2 separate regions of the Homo sapiens genome follow, and region 1 is linked to region 2. A link is a loop called in an ENCODE intact Hi-C map of the cell type or tissue named here. Cell type or tissue: transverse colon. All regions are shown on one strand. Links, peaks and the distances in the headings refer to the core of each region. The heading gives the core; the rest is flanking DNA. Region 1 has its middle 8.9 kb from the start of LINC02808. Region 2 overlaps AGBL4 (AGBL carboxypeptidase 4).

Evidence for each region. A loop is a pair of places that touch in the nucleus more often than their neighbours do. Peaks named below come from ENCODE experiments on the same cell type or tissue, not always from the same donor. Only the 100,000 strongest peaks of a DNase experiment are listed, where the experiment ranks them.
Region 1: it touches region 2 in a loop (12-fold over the local background); 2 of 110 quality-filtered maps call a loop at or near these places.

The regions. Positions count from the first base shown.
Region 1 is chr1:50,324,165-50,335,843 of GRCh38, forward strand. It overlaps the pseudogene RPS2P11. Among named protein-coding and RNA genes, the nearest start is that of LINC02808, 8.9 kb to the left of the region's middle. RefSeq lists an enhancer at 8,724-9,224 and a silencer at 8,908-9,107. In transverse colon, for the core only: CTCF peaks have their summits at 9,018 (motif pointing left), 9,220 and 9,574 (motif pointing left); DNase peaks (open chromatin) are centred at 5,377, 8,897 and 9,556; H3K4me3 peaks cover 1,224 bases; H3K27ac peaks cover 462 bases; H3K27me3 peaks cover 394 bases.
Region 2 is chr1:49,767,085-49,778,763 of GRCh38, forward strand. The region is part of intron 2 of AGBL4 (AGBL carboxypeptidase 4); the gene reads right to left. Among named protein-coding and RNA genes, the nearest start is that of AGBL4, 250 kb to the right of the region's middle. In transverse colon, for the core only: no CTCF peak of the experiment used is centred there; no DNase peak of the experiment used is centred there.

The sequences.
Region 1 (11,679 bases), core at 1,997-9,996, 560 kb after region 2:
GGGAAAGATGCAGGCAGTTTTCTTGAAAGAGGTAGTATTTGAGCGGTCACGAGAGATGACTGGTCTCCAACAGGCAGATGTGGGATACAGAGGGGATTCAAGGTAGAAAGATAACATGAGCAAGAACACGGAGGAGGGAAATTTCAGGGCCTGTTTGGTAAAGTAGATATTTCCATTTGCCTGGAATCTATGGTACCAGTAGGCTGTAGAGGAAATACTGCCAAGTGATTTCAGCCTTTGGAGTAAAGCACCTTGAAAGGAAGGATGATAAACTTGCTCCTATTCTGTTGAGGGAAAGTTTTTGAAGAAGACCAAGTATAACATGACCAAAATATCTTCATAGAAAGATTAATCTGGCAGGCCGAGAAGAATGGATTAAAATGGGAAGAAACTGGGACACAAATAGGTCACAATGAAATGCCATTTCACATTCACTAGATGGATCAAAATTAGGATGTCTAATAACACCAAGTGTTAGGGAAGATATGGAGCAGTGGAAATTCTCAGACACTGGTGGTGGGAGTATTAATTACTACGGCCATTTTGGAAAACGATTTGGCATTATCTTACATAGCCACACATTTGCATATGTTCTCTGCGACCCTATAACCCAGCAATTTCACCCCTAGACCAGTATTCTCCAGAGCAACAATTCTCAAATTGTGGTCCAGGGACTTGAAACTTTTTCAGGGGATCCATGAGGTCAAAACTATTTTCATAATATATTTGAAAAGTATTATTTGACTTTTTTACTCTTGTCTCACAGGTGCACAGTATTTTTCAGAGGATGCATGATGGATGATATTGCAACAGATTGACCATGGATGCAGATACAAGAATTCAGCTGTCTTCTGTTAAGCCAGACATTAAAGAAATTTTCAAACACGTCAACAACATCACTCTTTTCTATTTATTTTGTCTCAGAAAATAGTTATTTTTCATTTAAAGTGTGTGATTTATGTTAACATATAATGAGTTTCTTAATCATTTTAAAATGAATTAATAAATACATTTTTCTCAGCTTTAATTTCTAATATAGTGAATATATTTAGATATAACTCACATAAACAAAAGCTCTTTGGGATCCTGAGACTAAAATGTTCGATAACCACTGCCCCACACAAACTCCTGCACATTCTTCTGAGGCTGTGAACAAGGAGGCCTGTAACAGCACTCTCTTGGCTAAATATTTGTAGTAGCAAAAACTGAACACAACTCAAATGTCCACAGACAGGAGAATGGATAAAATAAATTGTATATTTATTTTGGTATATTATACAGCATTGTATATTATAATGGTATATTATACAGCATCGAAAATAAATGAACTACAGCTTTAAAAAAATAGATAAATCTTAGAAAAATACATTGGTAAAAACAAGACAGGTCCAGAAGACAACAAATATTATATCAATTTTACAAAGCTCAAAAACAAACTAAGCTAAACATGTATACTTAAGAATACATACATATGTGATAAAGCTTTTTTTAAGCAAGAAAATAATAAATACACAATTCACCCTCTTGGATGGAGTCTGAGGATTCAGTTAAAGGAGGAGCACATACCTCTTGTTGATAATGTTCCAATTCTTCAGTTGGGTTGTGGCTGATAGGCAGCCATGTTACTATTATGCTTCATAATTACATAAATAATACATATACTCTTTCGTATGTACCAAATATGATCTTAAAAAGATAACCCCTAGTACCCAGACTGTGGCCTCTAAATACCATTTCCCAGTAAACAAACACAAAGGTTCCTCAGAGAGGCAGATTGCAGTTCTGGGGCAGGAAATGTACAAAATGGTACATCTTGTCATTCTAGAAAGCAGGGAAGCTAGCAGAGACTACTGGGATAATAATCAAAAGGGCTCAGAAGCCAAGTTGAAGAGATTTCCATTGGCCAAAAACAGGATAATTTGAGTGTCAATAAGGATAAAAACTGAGCTTCTCCGAGAAAGCACCAAATGGTGGATGACGCCGGTGCAGCGGGGCGAGGGGGAGGCCCTGGGGACCCTGGGATGGGGAACTGCATTGGGTTCCGCGGAGGTTTCGGCAGTGGCATCCGGGGCCGGGGTCGCGGCCATGGACGTGGCTGGGGCTGAGACCGCGGAGCTCATGGAGGCAAGGCTGAGGATAAGAAGTGGATGCCCGTCACCAAGCTGGGCCACTTGGTCAAGGACATGAAGATCAAGTCCCTGGAGGAGATCTGTCTCTTCTCTCTGCCCATTAAGGAATCCGAGATCATTGACTTTCTCCTGGGGGCCTCTCTCAAGGAGGAGGTTTTGAAGATTATGCCGGCGCAGAAGCAGACCCGTGCTGGCCAGCGCATCAGGTTCAAGGCATTTGTTGCTATTGGGGACTACAATGGCCACGTCGGTCTGGGTGTTAAGTGCTCCAAGGAGGTGGCCACTGCCATCCGTGGAGCCATCATCCTGACCAAGCTCTCCATTGTCCTCGTGCGCAGAGGCTACTGGGGGAACAAGATCGGCAAGCCCCACACCGTCCCTTGCAAGGTGACAGGCTGCTGCAGCTCTGTGCTGGCGTGCCTCATCCCTCCACCCAGGGGCACTGGCATCGTCTCGGTGCCTGTGCCCAAGAAGTTGCTCATGATGGCTGGTATCGATGACTGCTACACCTCAGCCCGGGGCTGCACTGCCACCCTGGGCAACTTCACCAAGGCCACCTTTGATGCCATCTCTAAGACCTACAGCTACCTGACCCCCGACCTCTGGAAGGAGACTGTATTCACCAAGTCCCCCGATCAGGAATTCAATGACCACCTCGTCAAGACCCACGCCAGAGTCTCCATGCCGCGGACCCAGGCTCCAGCTGTGGCTACAACAAAGGTTTTTATATAAGAAAAATAAAGTGAATTAAGCCTGGGTTTTTATTTAAGAAAAATAAAGTGAATTAAGCCTGAAAAAAAAGGATAAAAACTGAAATGGATTGAAACATATCTCATGTATTTAAACCCATATGAACTCATTATGAGTTCATAATGATACAAAGTAATCTCATTGATTACCTTTGGATAATGCTAGAGAACAAATTCATTATTTTTAAAACTGAAAACAAATAGGGAGAATCAAGCATTTACCCTGCCTTCCCTGAATGAACAGTACTTCAGGCTAACCAAGTAGTTTATGAAAGGATGTTACCCTTTATAAAAGTCCAGCTAACAAACAAAAAAATGATAAACGATTACAGCTAAGTGCAGGGGCTCACACCTGTAATCCCAGCACTTCGGGAGGCCAAGGTGGGCAGATCGCTTGAGCCCAGGAGTTCGAAACCAGCCTGGGCAACATGGGGAAACCTCATCTCTACAAAAAATACAAAAAATTAGCTTGCCTTGGTGGTGCATGCCTGTAGTCTCAGCTACTCGGGAGATTGAGGTAGGAGGATCACGTGAGCTGGGAAGTCGAGGCTGCAGTGAGCCGTGATCATGCCACTGCATTGGCGCAAGACTGTCTCAAAATAAATAAATAAATAAATAAATAAATATTACTAATATGCAAATTCTGAAGAAATAATGGATCTAGTCAGTAATCATCAACGGCTGCTAATAACAAAAAGAGAGATGACAATTAGGCAGTTTGTGCTCCTTGGTAAAAGTTTGCAGCACCACCTCCAAGGCGTTCTTGCCAAAAATCAAATCTGAATCTGATGAGACCTCTAGATGCAACTAGTGATATACAGGAAACTCAGGGAACAGATGAACACATTAAACACCACCATGGGATTCATTCAGCAAAATCCAAATGTGGAAAATGGATAAACAACCCAGTTTCTTCAATAAATACACAGCTGAGGAAAAATAAGAAGAGGGATGAGCATATACATTAAAAACAAATAAAGACACTATGAGCCAATTGCAACATATGAAATTATTGGGATCCTGAATCAAACAAATTGTAAAACAATAAAATAAAATTATAAGTTAACCTAGGAAGTTTAAACACTATATATTTCATAATATTAGGGAATTTTTTATTATTTTTAGGTATGGTAATGATATTATAATTATATATTTTAATGCATCATTATATTGATAGATGTGATGATATGCTGTTTGGGTTTTGTTTCAAAACAACCTGGAGGCAGGTTAGGATGAGAATAGTGAGCAGCAGCAGGTGAAACAAGATTGGCCACGGGCTGATAACTGTTGAAACTCGCTGACAGGTACATTGGGTTCATCATGTTATTCTCTCTATTGTTGTATAAGTTTGAATTTTCCATAATAAAACATTTTTTAGAGAGCAGAGACAAAATAAAAATATTTCCAAACAACAACAAAAGAGAGATAATGAAGAAGTCGCAATTGTTCAGATGGAGGCCAGTGATGCCATGCAGACAGAGCAGAAGCAGCCTGGAAATGCTGATTCTGAAATGCCACACACCGTTGTTTAAATATCCAACCAGAAATCAGTGTGTCTTGGAAAGATCATCTCTGGGTCAGCAAAGAAAAACATCAAAACTAAACAAACAAACAAGTTCCGACACTGCCATGGAGATCCTTTCCTTATGCTTTTTATCCTGGAAAGTGGTTGCTTATCTCTCCCTTGTGTTTCCTGTCCATAAGCCAGATCTGCTTCTGTGACAGTTTCCCCAGTCCCATGGTGACTCAAATGTGATGCAGCAGTCGATACCTTGGAAACCACTGGAAAAGGGAGGAGACCCTGATGGGGGTCCCAGAATGCTTCTCAGATTAAACGACTTCACTTCTCCTGCCAGAGAGTAACTGAAGCCTACAGAGCTGAGGTCACTCACTAGTGCCCAGTAGAGCCACCTGAGAAAGCAGGGAATGGAGAGTCAGTCAGAGGACCCTGCAGCTGAGCCCAGCCCTGCACTCCCTGGGCAAGTGACCCTAGAAAGCCTTTGATTCCTCATTTGTAAGGTGGGGCCTGCAGTCACACATGCATCACACAGCAACATGCAAGCACACATGGCATGCAAACTCCTGAGCACGTTACAATTCCTGGATGGTGGTTATTTATTATTTAGACAATTCAAGCCTGGTGCCTCCTACCCAGGGCCATTCTACAGTGCCATCACCAACAACAGACATGACCTGAGCATCTACTCAATACCAAACATGAGTCTTCTCTCCTTTCTTTCCTGGTCTTGTGTGAGACACTATCATAGTCTTCTCCTTGCTAATGAATCCTGCCCCAAAATAGCCTGGGAACTGAGTCTCCACTACCCGAAGAGGTGCCAGGATGAGCACAGACCATGGCCTCTGCCTTATATTGGGCTTCCTAGAGACAGACTCTGGAACTAAGAGTTGTGTGCAGAAGGCTCATTGGAGAGTGCTCTTTGGAGTCGCACCTGCAGCTGGGCATGGGGCCAAGCTGACTCATAATGAATTACAACATCTCAGTCTATCCTCTATGGAACTTTGGAGCTAGGGTGGCCCCTCAGAATTGTCTCAAGTTGGGGAAAGAGGGTTGGGCTTTTATATCCCTGCCTCAGCCAATCATGGTCACAGCCACCCCTGAAGGGAAGAGTATGCTAGAGTGAGGCAGTTCCCATAGCCAATGGCAATTTCCAGTGGGCTGCCACAGGACTAGCCAGCAACCAAAATCCCCAGCAGGTGGCGGTTGCTGTGTCGACCCTGGAGAGGGGATCTAGACAGAAACACCACAGTATCCACTACAACCTCAGAGAGACCTGAGTTTCAAACTTGCTTCTGTCAGTTACAGCTTTGTCACCTTTGTGGAGATCTGCTGCTTACTGGATATTGGGAGTCTTAAATAAAAAAGACTGGATAAAATTGTCTGGATAAAAATGAATTGGATAAAAATTGAACTTTAAGGCTTAACTTCTTGCCTTCTCTATACTCTCTCCCCTTAAAATGACAGGAAAAGAGAAGATATAAACCCATAAGGACAGGAAGAAAGGAAAAGGAGTCATTTATGGATGAGAGAGTTCAACAAATTTCTATAAGATTAAAGGGAGATGGAGGTGTGAGTGGTAGAAGCCACAACACAACCTAAGCTTTCATGATCCACCAACACTGGGTGAGCATTCTCAGGGGAGCCACACTCGCCAGTCTCTCTACAAACATTATGGGCTGAAAACCTCGTCAGGTAGGCTGTTCCTTCCAATGCCCGAATACATCTCTTCCAGTTAATCTGTCTGCTTTCCCAGAAACAATTGCTTATTCCCAAACTTGTTTATGCCAGTGGCACTTGCTTTTGTAATTATGTGATTCCATTTAATATTAATAAGCCAATAAAATATGGTTGTAAAAAGGGAGTTGTTTTATGAAAAACTATGTTGGACACTTTGAAAGACTCAATGAAAGCAGACTGCCATTTAAGAAAAAATGTTTATCAGAGTTACAGACAAGCAGTTGTAATAGACTTGGAGGAAATCACATAAATCTAGAAGGAATCTGTACTCAGATTGTTCCATAAGCGCCTTTTAAGTTTTAGTTGCACAATAAAGGTGAACCTGGAAACGGTAGACAATGTTTTATGCATTGGGATTTGTGCAAGAAAGACCTTATAGAATTCCAACTAACAGGTCCATACTCAAAGAAAATGGAATAGACATCAGTATGTTTTCAGTCAAAATAAAATAAAATCATTTTTAATGATTTATTGCTTGAAACAATTTTTTTTGATTAGTCAACTGGTTTCTACTGAGTTAGATAAGACCTGCAGAAGATGTACCAATGAGAAGAAAGGCAACTGCCTGTAGAGGGGGAAAAGGGCATGAGATTTGAAGGCCAGAAAGGGCTGAAAACAGCAGGATTAACTGAGAATCTGCTTAGGGAACAGCCAGATCCCCCTGCCCCAGCCGTCTTCCCACTCTATAAAAAACATGGCAGTGACTCCAGACCTATCACTATATGCCAGGTTAAAAACTTTACATAAATAAACTCAACAACCCATGCAGTACTATTCTTATTAGGCCTAATTTACAGATAGGAAACAGGCAGAGAAAGATTAAGTGACTTGTCCATGGTCATATAGCTAGAAAGTGGCAGAGTTGAGATTCAAACCCAAGTGATCTGACTCCAGAATCCATCCTCTTCACCACATCCATCCTACCTTACTGAAGAAACAGGGCAGTCCCAAAGAAAAGAACTCCCCTTTTTTGATATTTATGTGTCCCCCCCACAAAACAAAAGGCCAAGTCCTGTCTGGTCCACCCAGAGGGAAATCAGCCCCATCTGCCTTCACAGACATCCAATGCCAGTCAACTTCTTGGACACTTATCCTTAACTATGGACAAAAGCCAAGGACCAGTAAAGATTAAAGAAGCCTCCAACCAACAGGAGGAGAGATGCAGAACCACAGAGAGACCACAATAAAGCAACCAAACAAAAGAGGGAAGCTGGAGGAGACAGAGATAAGTCAGCAAACCGGAGGGAAAAAAATCACTATTGATATCCTCAGAGAGATAAATACAGAGGCTGTATCTATGTTGTGGGGTGGGGGGAAGGAAGAACAGAGAATGAACAAGTATGATAGCTGAAATTAAAAATTCAGTAGAATGGTTGGGACATATATATAACGAAATAGCCTAGAGAGTAGAAGAGAAAGACAAGCAGAAGGGAAATACAGAAAAGTGAAAAGACACAGGAAAAGCAGGGCTGGAGGCCCAAGCTCCAACTCGCAGGAGTTGTGGAGAGCAAGCAGACAGAAGACTACTAAGGAAAAATAAAGTTTCACAGGACTAAAAGACAAGTTTCCACATTGAAAAGGGCCACCCAGAGCCTAGCACAACGAATGATAAAAGCCACCACGTGACAAGTTTTGTGAAATTCCAGAATTCCAAAGATTAAAAAAAAATCCTCAAAAACAGCCAGAGAGAAAGAAAAGCTGCACATAAGGAACATGAATCAGAAGGCATGAAGCTTCTCAAGGGTCACTCTAGGTGTTCGAGACAGTGCAAGGCACCCATGTATAAAGGAGAATGATTTCCAACCCAGAATTCTATGCTTAGCTGAATTATTGATCAAGTGCAAGGGCAGAATACGGAAAAGTCCACATGGATGAAAATTCCCCCACCCCTGCCCAATTTCTTAGGAAGCAATTAAAGTTTTCAAAAGAAGGGAGCAAACCAATAGAGACAGAGGACCATGAAATGATCCTGGAGAGACACCCTTGGACCAGAGGGTTCCTGCAGACAGCTGGGTAGTGCAGTTTGGGAGGGAGCATTCCTCAAGGCAGAATACCGAACATGACAGAGGAGGTTTTGTCGGGAAGCTATAGGATGAGAAGCCGTGGCAGTTTTGATACAGGTTTTGGGAAAACTAACAGCTACATTTTCTTAAAAGGAATGCTGATCACTGAATTACCTAAAAATAGTGCTTCAGATATACCGGGCATGCGCATGGGGCTGGAAGACAGCTAATTCCTTATTTATTCTAACAGGGAGACAACAGATAAAGTCTAGCGTTGGTAAATTAAGAAATCGCAGCATGAGCATATTATTTTGAAGTATGAGGGTAAATGCCAGAAAATACAGGTAAAAGTGGCTAAAGTGGTTGCCATCAGAGTGCAGAACTGGGAGGATGGATTGGGTGAGGCAGGAGATGGCTGTTTTTCCATAAAGAAGAAGCCTTTCCATTTGCATCCAGCCTGGGCCTCAGATTTCCTGAAGCACTTTCACATACAATATGAATTGGTTTCCTCAAGAACCCCCCATTACAGAGACAGGAAGCAGAGGCCCGGACAGAACAGTGACCGCTCAAGGTCACGCAGCAAAGCCTGGGCCCCCAGCGCTGGTTTGGTAGACCCCATCCCCACCCCGCCACCCCGTCACCCCACACCCAGAACCACACCCAGAACCAGAAACCAGCTAAAGGCCAGCTGGGGCGCCAGACGACTCGCCCTGCCCCGTCGACGCCCCAGACGGTGTTGCCGACCTCCGCCCCGCAGCGCTGGTGTGGGCGCGGCCGGACCTCACTCAGCCTGCACTGCCCCGCGCCGCTCGCCGCGTCCACACTGTCCTTGGGAGGACGCGCGGGGAAGCCGCGCACGATGCGGCAGCGCCCCCTGCCGGGCTCCGGGCGCTCCGCTCCCAGCCGGCTCGGCGAGTGCTCCGGGAAAGGGGTCCGGACCCCACACGCACTGGGTTCCAGGACAGGCTCTCGCTCGGGCTGGGCCGACTCTGGCCCGCCTAGGCCCCGGGCACGCTGCAGTGAAGGCGGTACCCTCACCACAGTCACAGAACGTGTCGGCTGCCCGCGCGTCCTCCCAAGGACAGTGGACGGGAGCTGGGGCTGGAGAGGGTAACGACCTGCCCAAGGTCACACAGCACCGCAGTGGCACAGCCAGGACTGGCACCCACACCTCCCGCGGAACCTTGCAGGGGCCCAAACCACCTGGGTTCTAGAGCTCCTTGAACTGGCCTCTTGGGCTTTAGGGAAGAGCTGGGGACGAGGGAATGGGGTGGGGCCACACCACATTAGCACGGACCCTTGGGTGACTTGGGCGGAAGACGGGGCGTCAGGGCCGCCTGCGCGCGCGTGACCTCCAAGGGTCCTTCTGGCGCTCCTCCGGCGCTGCGTGCGGCGCTGGGCTGCGGCTCACCCGACACACCGGCGGCAGCCGCGGCTGCCCCCTACTGGCGGAAGGAAGAGTCGCCGCTCCGGGGCCCTTGGCGGCCGCCGCTCTTCGCGCCTCCTTGGCCTGGCTGCCACCCTTCCACCCTCGGGGGAGACCCCGCGCTCTGTGCTCACTCGGGGAAGAGAGGCTCAATCACGGCCTGGACCAGCACTAGGGACCTAAACGCTCTTCTCAGTGTGCGTGAAGCCAGGTCCTCAAATCCGCCTTCAGTAAGAGCAGCACAGGGTCGTGGTTAAGAGCATGGACTGCAGAGCCCGACTGCATGAGTCCTGGCTCTGCCTCTCCTCAGCTGTGTTACCTTAGGCAAGTTACCAAAACTCTGTGTGTCTCAATTTTTGCTACCACAAAATGAAAATAGTACCTAATACATAGACATTGTATGTATGTGAACGCTTAATTTAACTGCATAGCAACCCTATGACGTTGATACAGTTATTCCCATTGAATGATGAGCCACAGACAGGTCAAGTAACAACCAAGTTTCCGCAGGAAATAAGTGGTGGAGTTAGAATAAAAATCCAAGTAATCTGGCTCCAGGATCCCTGCTTTTATACACCATGCTAGACCCGGATGGTAATAGAACCCACATTTTAGGGTTGTCCTGAGGGTTCTATGAGCTGACGGATGTAAAGTGTTTAGAATGGTGACTGGCACACAGTAGGCAGGAGGTAAGTGTTCACTGAGCACCTACTGTGTGGCAGCACTGTACTAGGCACCTGGGATACAGCAGTGAGCAGGCTGATCCAGCCACACCCTAGTGAAGCTGCCAGCCTAGAGAGGCAGACATTGAACAAGCCTGACAAACATTTAGGGTGCCCTGAGATTGAGGATCCCAGGTCAGAGGGTGGCCCAGACCCATACCCAGCCACTGACAGAGGGCCAACCTCAGGGAAGAATCCAGTACAGAAATCTCAGAGTAGGAGACAAATACCCCAAGCTGAGAAAGGCACTCAGAGGAGGTGCCTTCTGACTTGAGCCTTGAGAGCTAAGGTCTTTGCCAGGCAGAGGTGAGATGGGATAAGGCCCCTCCTCTTGCAGCCATTCACTCTGCCCCCACCTGGAAGTCCTCAAGTCCCCCCTTCTAAGGCAGGAATCGCTGGCGAGCTGGTTTGGATCCACAAGACAAATTATCTTGGTTTAAAGAACCACTCCCAAAGCCCACAGAGAATATTTTTCCAGGTGGGGGAGAGGTGTGATGAGGGGAGCATGAGGCCCCAGAGAGATTAACTCTAAATGGGCCACCTCAGGAGGCAGAGAACTCATCCCCATCAAGGTGGACAAGAGGCTGGAAAGCCACCTGCAGGTGTCTTGTGGGGGCCTCCCTGGGCAGCCAGAGCAGTGGAACAAGCTAACTTCACTGGTTCCTCTCTGTGACAAATCAGATTGCCCTTTCAAAATGTCCTTGTTGATGCCCCTCGGAGGGCTGCGTGGATCTCAGCCGCTCTTCCCCCGTGCCAGCCAGTTTAATCAGATGGCTTTCCTCCAGACTCCTGACTGTAGCCTGAGCTTGCCAGAGAAGGGAGATGTTAATCAGGTAAGGATGGATTCTAGGAAAACAAACAGGAGAACTTTGGTGGGCTGGACAAGCAGCAGACATTTGTTGAGCCCTTCTTTTGTGGCAGATCCCTTACTAGATGCTTTACATTTACGATTTTATTCTTAATCCCCAGAGCAGCTGTGTGAGGCAGAAGTAGTATTTATTATTCCCCATTGTCTATGTGATTGAACCAAGACTCCGGAAGCGGCAGAACTTACCCAAGGTCACAGGGCTGGCGAGCAGCAGAGGCAAGATTTGAAACCAAGTCTGGGTAACATTAGAATGGGAATCTTTTCCACCACATTCCAGTGTTTCCTTAGAGGAGCCTGATGCAGGGTAGAAGCGATGGGGGAGCAGAGGGTTGGGGAGAAAAAGATGGAGGAGGGGTTTTTGCCAGGCAGGCAAAGACAAAGAAATGCAGGTTGGAAGGAGACAATGTCTCAGCCAAGGTCTTCATTTTCTCCCTAGGCCACATAAAATCAGCTGGGCCGAGGCCTCCTCCCTCTGCAGGGTATTTTGAAAACCACCCACCTCTAAATTTCTTCTGTTCCTGTGCTT
Region 2 (11,679 bases), core at 1,196-9,195:
TTTAACACTTCACCAACTGGACATAGTAGACAACTACACAACATTCTGCCAATCAACCAAAGAATATACATCCTTCTTATCTGAACACTGAATATACTCTAAGATCAACCACATACTTGGGCATAAAACAAGTCTCAATAAATTAAAAAAAAATAAAAGTCATATCAACCATACTTTTGGGCCACAGTGGAATAAAAATAGAAATCAATACCAAGACGATCTCTCAGAACCACATAATTACATGAAAATTAAACAACTTGATCCTGAAAGACCTTAGGGCGAACAATGAAATTAAGGCAGAAATAAAAAAAATTATGTGAAATAGATGAAAAGAGAGAAAGAACATATAAAATTTCTGAAATGTGGTGAAAGCAGTGTTAAGAGGAATATTTATAGCAATAAACACCTACATCAAGAAGTTAGATAAGTCACAAATGAACAATCTAACATTGCATCTAGAGTATAAAATGAAAAGAAGAAACAACCACAACATAAGCGGAAAAAAAAAGAAGTAAAATCACAGCAGAGTTGAATTTCATTAAGACCCCAAAATCTATACAAATGATCAACAAAACCAAAAGCTGTTTCTTTGAAATGATAAATGAAATCAATAGAACACTAGCTAGACTAACAAAGAAAGAAGACAAAAAGAGCACAATCAGAAATGACAAAGGTGACATTACAACTGATCCCAAAGAAATTAAAAAAAGACCCTCAGATACTATTATAAACATCTCTATGCAAACAAACAAGACAATCATCTATAAGAAATTGATGAATTCCTGGGAGCACACAATCTCCAAAGACTGAATCACGAAGAAATTGAAACCCTGAAAAGACAAATATCAAGTTCGAAAATTGAATCAGTTGCATGTGTACCCTAGAACTTAAAGTATAATTTAAAAAAAAAAAAGGATCTCAAAGAAAAAAAACAAAACAAAACAAAAAAACCCTGTCAACCAAAATGAGCCCTAGACCTGATGGATTCACAGCCGAATTTTACCAGATGTCCAAAGAAGAGCTGGTACCAATCCTCCTGAAATTATTCCAAAAAATTGAGGAGGAGGGTCTCATCTCTATCTCATTCTACAAAGCCAGGATTACTGTGACACCAAAATCTGTCAAAGACACAATGAAAACAAGAAAACTGCAGGTTAATATGCATGATGAACATAGACACAAAAATCCTCAAAAAAAAATTAACAAACTGAATCCAGCTGCACATCAAAATGTTAATTGACCATGTTCAAGTAGGCTTTATTCCTGGGATGCAGGGTTGGATCAACATATCCAAATCAATAAATGTGATTCGCCACATAAACAGAATTAAAAACAAAAATCATGTGATCATCTCAACTGACACAGAAAATGCTTTTGATAGAAACCCATATCTTTTTATGTTAAAAATACTCAACAAACTAGACATCAAAAGAGCACACATCCAAATGATAAGAGCCATCTATGACAAACCCATAGCCAGTATCATAGTGAACAAGGAAAATCTGGAACAATTCCCCTTGAGAACCAGAATGCGACAAGGATGACCACTCTCAACACTCCTATTCAACATATTACCGGAAGTCCTAGCCAGAGCAATCAGGCAAGAGAAAGAAACAAAGGCATTCAAATAGAAAAAAAAGTCAAAATATTTCTCTTCACTGCTAATGTAATTCTATGCCTAGAAAACCCTAGATTCCACCAAAAGGCTTCTAGAACTTAAAAGGAATATCAGTAGTTTTAGGATATAAAATAAATATACAAAAATCAGGACTTTTTTTTTTTTGAGATGGAGTCTCACTCTGTCGCCAGGCTGGAGTGCAGTGGCGCGATCTTGGCTCACTGCAACCTCCGCCTCCTGGGTTCAAGCGATTATCTTGCCTCAGCCTCCCAAGTAGCTGGGATTACAGGCATATGCCACCACATCCAGCTAATCTTTGTATTTTTAGTAGAGACAGGGTTTCACCATGTTGGCCAGGATGGTCTCGATCTTGTGACCTCGTGATCTGCCCACCTCGGCCTCCCAAAGTGGTGGGATTACAGGCATGAGCCACCACACCCAGCCAAAAATCAGGACCATTTCTATATGTTCAAGCCAAGAGCCAAATAAATAACACAATCTCATTTGTAATAGCCACACACACACACACACACACATACACAAACAAACACCTAGGAATACATTTAACCAAGATGGTGAAATATCTCTGAACACTGCTGAAATAAATCATAGATGACACAAACAAATGGAACTATATTCCATGCTCAGGTATTGTAAGAATCAAAATCTCTAAAATGGCCATAATGCCCAAAGCAAATTAAAAATCCAATGCTATTCTTATCAAACTACCAATGTTATTTGTCACAAAATTAGAAAAAAGTACTCTAAAATTCATATGGATCCAAAAAAGCGCCTGAATAGCCAAGCAATTCTAAGCAGAAAAAGAAAGAGCCAGGGCAGAACATTACCTGACTTCAAACTACACTACAGGGCTGCAGTAACCAAAATAGCATGGTAATGGTAGAAACACAGACACATAGACCAATGGAACAGAATAGAGAACCCAGAAATAAAGCTGCACACCTACAATCATCTAATCTTTGAAAAAGCCAACAAAAACGATGGGGACAGGACTCCCTATTCAATAAATGGTGGTGGGATAACTGGCTATCCATATGCAGATGAATGAAACTGATCCCTACCTATCAAGTTATACAAAAATTAACTCAATATGGATTAAAGATTTAAACGTAAGACCTCAAACTATAAAAATTCTAATAGAAGAAAACCTAAGAAATACCATTCAGAACATTGGTCTTGGCAAAGAATTCATGACTAATTCATCAAAAGCAATTGCAACAAAAAACAAAAATTGACAAGTGGGACCTAATTAAACTAAAGAGCTTATGCACACCAGAAAAATAAAACTATCAACAGAGTAAACAGACAATCTACAGGATGAAAGAAAATATTTCGGCTGGGCGCGGTGACTCACGCCTGTAATCCCAGCACTTTAGGAGGCTGGGGCGGATCACGAGGTCAGGAGATCAAGACCATCCTGGCTAACATGGTGAAACCCCATCTGTATGGCCGTTATCGTGATGAGGTACATACCTTCTATACCTAATTTGTTGAGAGTTTTGATTATGAAGCGATGTAGAATTTTCTCAAATGCTTTTTCTGAATCTATTGAAATAATGATATGATTTTATCTTTATTTTGTTGATGTGGTATATCACATTTATTGATTTGCATATGTTGAACCATCTTGTATCCCAGGGATGATTCCCACTTTATTGTAGCAGATGATGTTTTTTAATTTGCTGTTGAATTCAGTTTGCCGGTGTCTTTTTGATAATTTTTGCATCCATGTTCATCAGGAGTATTGGCTTGTAGTGTTCTTTTTGTTGTTGTGCCTTTGCCTTTGGTCAGGGTAACGCTGACCTTTTAAAAAGAGTTTGAAAGTATTCCCTCCTCTTTAATTTCTGGAAAAGTTTGAGAATAATTGGTATTAGTTCTTCTTCAAATATTGCTAGAATTCAGCAGTGAAGCTATCAAGACCTGGACTTTTTTTTCATCAAGATGTTTTATTACTGATTCAATTTACTCACTTATTGTTCTGTTCAGATTTTCTATTTTTTCATAATTTAAACGTGCTATGTTGTATGTATTCAGGAATTTATTCATTTCGTCTAAGTTCTCAAATTTGCTGGCATACTGCTGTTCATAGGAATCTCTTATGATCCTTTGTATTTCTGTGATATCAATTGTAATGTCTCCCTTCTCATCTCTGATTTTATTTATTTGGGTCTTTCCTCTTTTTCTCTTAGTTAATCTAACATTTTGTTGATTCTGTTTATCTTTTCAAAAACCAACTCTTCATTTCATTGATTTTTAAATTTTTTTTAGTCTCTTTCATTTATTTCTCTGTGAGCTTTATTATTTCCTTCCTACTACCAATTTTGGGTTGATTGTTCTTGTTTTTCTAGTTCCTTGAGAAGCATGATTAGGTTATTCATTAGACATCCTTCCCTTTCTTGTTGTACGTGCTTATTGCTGTGAACTTCCCTATTAGAACTGCTTTTGTTTTGTTCCATAGGTTTTGGTATTATATATTTCCATTCTTGTTTGTCTCAAGTAATTTTTAATTTACATTTTAATTTATTCATTGGCCCATTGGTTATTTGGAGGCACGTTGTTTAATTTCCATGTATTTGAAAGGTTTTCAATGGTTTTCTTGTTGATTTCTAGTTTTATAACATTGTGGTACAAAATGATACATGATATGGCATCTATTTTCTTAAATTTCATTAGACTTGTTGTGGGATCTAACATATTATTTATCCTGGAGAATGCTCCATGAGTGGTTGAGAAAAATGTGTATTCTGCAACTGTTGGATTGTTCTGTAAATGTCTATTAGGTCCATTTGGTTTCTGGTGTAGTTTTAAGTCTAATAACTATTTATTAATCTTCTGTTATGATGCTCTTTCCATTGTTAAAAGCGGGTTATTAAAGTACCTTACAATTATTGTATTGCAGACTATCTTTTCCTTTAGATCTAATAATCTTTGCTTTATGCATTTTTGTACTCCTATGTTCAGTGCATATATATTTACAATTGTTACACATTATTGAATTGCTCCCTTTATCATAATATAATGACTTTTTTCTCTCTTTACAATTTTTGATATAAAGTCGACTTTATCTGATATAAGTATGGCTACTCTTGCCTGCTTTTGGTTTCTATTTTTCCATCCCTTCATTTTCAGCCCTGTATTGTCTTTAATGGTGAGATGAGTCTTTTATAGCAACATATAGTTGGATCTTGCTTTTTTATCCATTTAGCCACTTTATGTCTTTTCACTGGAGAATTTATTCAATTTATATTCAAGGTTATCATTGATAGGTAAGGATGTACTCCTGCCATTATATTAATCATTTTTTCATTGTTTTGTAGATCCCTTCTTCCTTTCTTCCTCTCTAGTTATTTACTTTTGTGGTTTTGTGGTTGTCTGTGGTACTCAGATTTGTTTCCATTGTTCTACTTCTTTGTGTATCTACCATAAATTCTTTTTTGTGGTTACCACGGGCCTAACATAAAGAGTCTTGCAGTTATAACAGACTATTTTAAGCTGATACTGCCTTAACTTTGGTCACATAAAAATACTTTAGACTTTTTTCTCCCCTCATACTATTTGTATTTTGGTTAATTTATATCTTTATATTTTGTGTGTTCCTTAAGCACTAACTGTAGCTATTGATGTATTGATGTTTTTGACCTTTGTAGCTTTAAACCTTCATTAGAGGTTTGAAGGATTTACATAGCACCATTACAACACTTAGGGTATTCTGAGTAGCACTTACCTATACTAGTGCATTTACTACTTTTCACATGCTTTCATGATATTAATTACTGTTTTTTGTTTTGCGTAGCCCTACTTTAAGTATTTCTTGTAAGGCCAGTCTATTGATGAGAGATACTCAGTTGTTACTTGTCTGGGAAGGTCTTTAGTTCTCTTTTATTCCTGACGTATGGATATAGTATTCTTTGCTCATGATTTTCTTCTTTCAGCACTTTGAATATATCATGCTATTCTCTGCTGGCTAGCAAGGTTTCTGCTGAGAACTCTGCTGACAATCTAATGAGGATTCTCTTATATGTGACTTCACATTCTTCTCTTTTAGATTCTGTCTCTGTCTTTGACTTAGACATTATGATTAAAATGTGCCTTAAAGAGGATTTTTTTATTGATTCTTACTAGGGACCTTTGAGCCTCCTGTATCTGAATGTCCATATCTCTCAAAAGACATGAGAAGATTCCACTATTATTTTGTTAAATAGGTCTTCTGTATCTCTCTCCATTTCTTCTTTTTCTGACACTCTATAGTGTAAATGTTTGATCACTTAATAGCGTCTCATAAGTTCTGTAGGCCTTCTTCATTCTTTTTTAATCATTCTTTTTTATCCTCTCACTATTTCAAAATCACGTCTTCAAGTTCAGGATTTCTTTCTTCTGTTTCGGCTAGTACATTGTTGACGGTCTCCATTGTATTTTTTATTCCATTCTTTGAAATAGTAAGCTCTCATATTTGTTTGGCTCTTTTTTATGATACCTCTTTGTTTGAATTTCTCATTCAGATCATGAATTGTTTTCCTGATTTTACTGACTTGTTTGTCCTTATCGTCTTGTTAGGATGTTTATAAATATCCTTTTCTTTAGGACCTGTTACTGGAAACTTATTGTATTCCTTTGGGAATGTCATGTTTCCTTGCTTTTTCAAGTTTCTTGTGACTCTACATATCTGCACATCGAGTGGAAGTGTTGCTTTTTTCCATTTTATGGAGTAGCTTTGGTAGCTTTTCCTGTAGATGGACCCTAGGGTGTCAACCGGAAACACTGTGTGGCTTCAGCTCTGGGTGGACTCAGTAGAACTGGTCTCTGTAACAGATTCTTCAGCTGTAATCCTCATCTGCAACACCTGTGATATCTCAGTGGCCCAGGCTGCATTTGTGGTGGGTTGGTTTTGCTGGGGCAGGGTTCCCTGTTGGCCAGGCACATGGGGGTGCAGTAGGCTAGAAGGTTGTGTGTCTGACTCTGGAATGGCAAGGCCACTGCCAGACTCACTATCAGGCCAGGGGTGATCATGAGCAGATCAGGCAGCTGTGTGTAACCCTCTCCAACGGAGTGGTGCTACTTCTGGTCCAGTTCTCAAGCCAAGAATGGGTGCACACAGGCCCAGCAGCTGCAAGGAGCCTCTCCACTGTGCATGCTTGCCTGTTTCCCTGGGTGACAGGATGCCTCATCTGTTCAGACATCAGAGTCCCAGTCATTCCTTTGGGCCTAGGTTCTAGACAGCTGGAGTATTGGTGCTGTAGGCACCTATGTGAATTTAGTGAAATGACTGTGGCACGTAAGCGGTAGAATGGTTTAGTGGCTACTGGCCTCAAAGCAGGACACACTCCAGATGTAGGTCCAGTTTCAAGATGATGCCATGCCATAGAAATGTATGTCTCATGAGCAAGGGTGTCAAGGAAATTTCTCTTCCGGGGAATGCACCTGTGTGTATTCCTGGCAATTGTCCAAATTGGACTCAAGGTCTGTGAGGATTGGAGGACCACCCTGTAGCAATAACTGCTGGCGTCTGCAACAGTGATAGGGACCACTAAAAGTCTCCAGCTTACCTTTTCCCCATAAGTAGAAGTATCCCCAGTTCTGATCTGCTCCTGGCAGGGGAAATAGTGTGGCAGAGGCAGGATGATTTGCTCCACACTCTTTGGAGGTATCCTGGCTTCCATGCTCCACAGGGGTTTTGCAATTCCCCTGGTGCTCTCCAGAACACTTACTCTGTCCACCCTGTTGAAATATAGTTGTTTATTCAATGTTTTGGTTCCTTTATATGGGGCAGGTGGAGGGGGATGAGAGCCAGGCCACTGTAGTCTGCTGTCTTGCTAATGTCACTGCCTAAAAATCTTTATCTTTAAAAATTAAGAGATATGCCTAGATATCCAGTTTTAAAATTTGTGATTCTATCTTAATTGAAAAGATATCTTTTCTTCTCTCATTTTGACTTAGTTTTCTATCATGACTGAAGAAATTCTGCAATAATAGTTATGTGAATTGCCTATTCATTTGATTACAAGTGAAGACAGGTTATGCAAAATCCAGTATAAAGGTATGAAGAAATCGAAATTCTCATTAACTGTTGTTAAGAGTATAAACTGATACTCTTTCCAGAGACTCATATGACAAAGTATAAAAATATACATACCCTTTGACTCAGCAACACCACTTTTAGGAACATAACTTAAGGAGACAAGTGCACAAGGATAAATACACAAAAAGTTAATTTAAATATCTTTTATAATAGTAATAAATTAGAAATAACCTAAATGTCCTTGATTAGGAAACAATGATAGTTAAGTAATTTATGAGATACACAGGCAATGTAATAAAGATGCAGCCATTAAAAATGAAACCTATGATTGATATAGAAATGGAAATATTTACAAGATATTGAATGAGAGAAAAACAGCTTCAAAATAAAGTAAAAGGGCAATATCATATAATGTTTAAGAGCACGTGATCTGGAATTATACAGTCCCAAGTTTTAATCCATAATCTTCCACTTAACGTTAGGTAAATCACTTAACTATCCCAGTGCTCAGTGCCCTCATCCATAAAATGGGGATAATGATGGTATCTACCTTGCAACATTGCTGTGTATATTAAATAAAACAATATAAGCATGTCAGATTTCTAAGTGTCTGTTATTCAATAAGTACTAATTTAAATTTTATCAATTGTTCAAAATGTTAGTTTTTAATGAGTAATGGGATCCAAAATAGTTATATAAATGTGCAAATAGATTTTTTTCAAGTATGTACAATTAAATATTATCTGAGTATGGGTATGGGGGCTGTTTCTTATTCTATTTATTTTGACATTTTTAAAAAGATAAATTTTTCCCCAAACCAAAGTTTTTTCTAACAGGTCAAGCTATAACAATATTAACCAGTTTATTTTGCCTTAAATTATAATTACCATGTGTCTACATTTCCCACCTAAATATGTGCTCCTTGAGGGCAAGGACTATGTAATTCATCAATATATTATAGACTTTTACTTTATCAGTGTCTTATACATCATAGAAATTCAATAAAAGTTTGCTGAATGAATGTGTGAACAAATGAATAAAGACTTCAATCTTATAATAACCTATAATAATATACAGAATATTACCAGAGTATATTATGAGGGGAAAAGTAAAAGATTTATTATTATAGTGGTAAAATTGTGAGCTTTAGAGTCAGTGAGATCTGGGTTCAAATCACAATTCTGACTCTTAATAGTGAATTGGCTTTGGGAAGTATGCATATATTGAGCAAGTATTGTATATTACAGTACTGGGTGTACAAAGAAGAACAAGATAAGGTCCATTCTCTGAAGGAGTTCAGAGTAAATTGAGAGAAATAGATACAAAAACAACCAATGACAATGCTGAGTAATAGAGTATACGTATTGTAGCTACAAAGTGGTGTGATCAGGAATCTGGTGGAAGCTTAGAAAAAATGGTGGTCAGTTATGCCTAGGGAGAATCAGCAATATTTGACTTAGATCTGAAAGAATGAAAGAGTTTAGAAAAATAATTTCTCTCCATCTTTGTTGTCCACAGGCTACCTTTCATCTGGTATCATGCAATGCTTCCTAACTAGTTCCTCCAATTCTAGTCTTAAAAATTCTTCCAATATCTTTTCTAGCAGTAGCCAGAAATAACTTCTCAAAATGTAAATAGGATATATCTCCATCCTCTGTAGAACACTCTAGTGATTTCCTTCTTAAGATAAAATCCAAAATAATCCAGAATCTTTAACACTGTTCAGAGGCCCTTATATGATGAGAGTCCTAAATACCACTCTGGCTTCATCTTAGTCTACTGTTCCCTTAGGGTATTACCTGCTAACCTCAAAATCAGCAGGTTCTCTCCATTTCAGAGCTTTTTTTATGTTTTTCCCTCTGCATGAACTACTCTTCATCACTGCTCTTCACATAACTAACTACCACTTTGCTTTCAAACTTCATTTTAAATGTCATTTCATCAAAGGAGGTCTTTTCTGACCTCCCTAATATATCCTGTTAGTGCTGATCCCACAACATCATACTTTTCATACATAGCACTTTTATCATGATTTTGTAACCACATATTTATATATTTGATTATGTGTTTAATGTCTGCCTCCCAAACATGACCATAAGTAACATGAAGCTCAGATCATGTCTTGCCCTCACTGTATTTGCAGCATTTAACACAAATACACTTAACACTGTATTTGGCACAGAATATGAGTTCACAAATAATAAATAACTGAAGAGGGAAAATAGCATTCTAGCACATGGAACAGTGCTTACTACAAAAGAGGTATTCAATAAATATTTATTAAATGAATTATTTGTTGAACAAGAAAGGACCATACGGTATGAAAAGTGTTTGAAAATAGCATGAGATTTAAAATGCTGGAGCTTAGAGATTGTAGGGTGAAAGCTGAGAAATAAGTCATAAAATGTAAGTTTCCTTTCCCAAGTATCACAAAATCAGGCACATAACAATTACTTCATAGAAACTGGTGAATTAATTGTATTAATCAGATTTGAAAATAATAATCATTTAGACCCATAAAAGTATTAAAATTTAGCTTTATAACACTGTTTAAATTCCTTGCAAACAGTACTTTTGTAGAAATGCAGCATTCATTTTTTTAAATCCCAGAATCAAAATTGATTCATGTTTTGTAATCATGTATAATTTAAGTAATAGTTTAAATTTAGCATATCAAAAGTATAGAAATCATTAAAATATATTTAGAATTTAATGCACAAACTTTTTACAGCACTTCTTTTGCTCAAGTCAGTATCATGTCAGTGGCATACAACTAAAAAATACAACTTAAAAATAAGAGAAGAGCAGTTTTTAATTATGTAGGACACATCTGAAAAGCCCAGCCTAGCACTCCAAAGTTTATGCATACCATCTTGAAGTCTTCTGTACCTAGTCAAAAACAAAACAAAACAAAAAACAGAAAATGGTCTTGCACTAGCTATTGGGTCATTTGCAATTCCCTGCTTTCATTACCCTATAAAGCTTTGATAAAAATCCTTTGTAGGGAAGAGGAAGGATTCCGGGAATGGTGGTATGTGGATATTAGTAGACACTCTCCCCAGTGAAACAGTAATTTAACTGGTAAAAAAATAAAATCAAAAGAAACCTTTTAAAGTATCTATAATTTCTCCTAAGGCATACAGCAAATGGAGAAACATTTAGTCACAAAGATCATTAAATCATGCTAAGAACAGCAAAAGCCTGTAGTATTTGACTCACAAGCTGCTCCCATTATCCCACACCACTGTCTCTCTCCCCAGCTCTCATCTAGTTTCACCCTGGCAGGGGAAGATCATCAGCATTTCTCATTTTCCCCAAAGCTTCATACTAAAGGAGTTCTAATCCAGGCAAGTACATCTGAGATAATTGGGCTCCCATCCTCCATCCATCCTCCACTCACAGCATGGAAGTTCTACTCAAGGCAGAGAATGCTGAGTGGGCTTGCATTACTCTTGCCCCAGCTACCTTATAGGGTGGAAGTTCTATGCCAACATGGGCAATCCAAGAAGACTAGGTGCTGCCATCTCCAACTACCACCCCACTCATAGAACAGAGGTGTCACACAGGCCACTCTCCTCACCCGCAGCCCTGATGCAGTAGCACACAGATTCTACCCAGGGAGAAAATCAGGCCATCAGAACAACAGCTGCAACTATGAGTAAGGCTGGCCCAGGATACCTGAGTCCCTGAAACTCCTTCCCAAAACTAATGTTATTTGGAAGAAAGCATGGAGAATTTCATCCCTAATAACATTATCAAAACAATGGCAAACTTGGTGGTGAGCAATAAAGAGGGAGTTAAGAGCTCCAGGGTACTAGAAGAAATACGTGGAATGCAAGACCAGGAAGTGTTTTATAAGAGTAAATCTAGCAAAGAGACAGGTAAAAGAGCCCTCCTGGATAAGGGAAAGCCTCAAAGATTGACAATGCCTTGCCTCTGCAATGGGGAGTTGGTCTTTAATTGGAATAAACAATTTATACCAAATACAACATGTTCTCATAAGTGGGAGCTAAACAATGGGTGC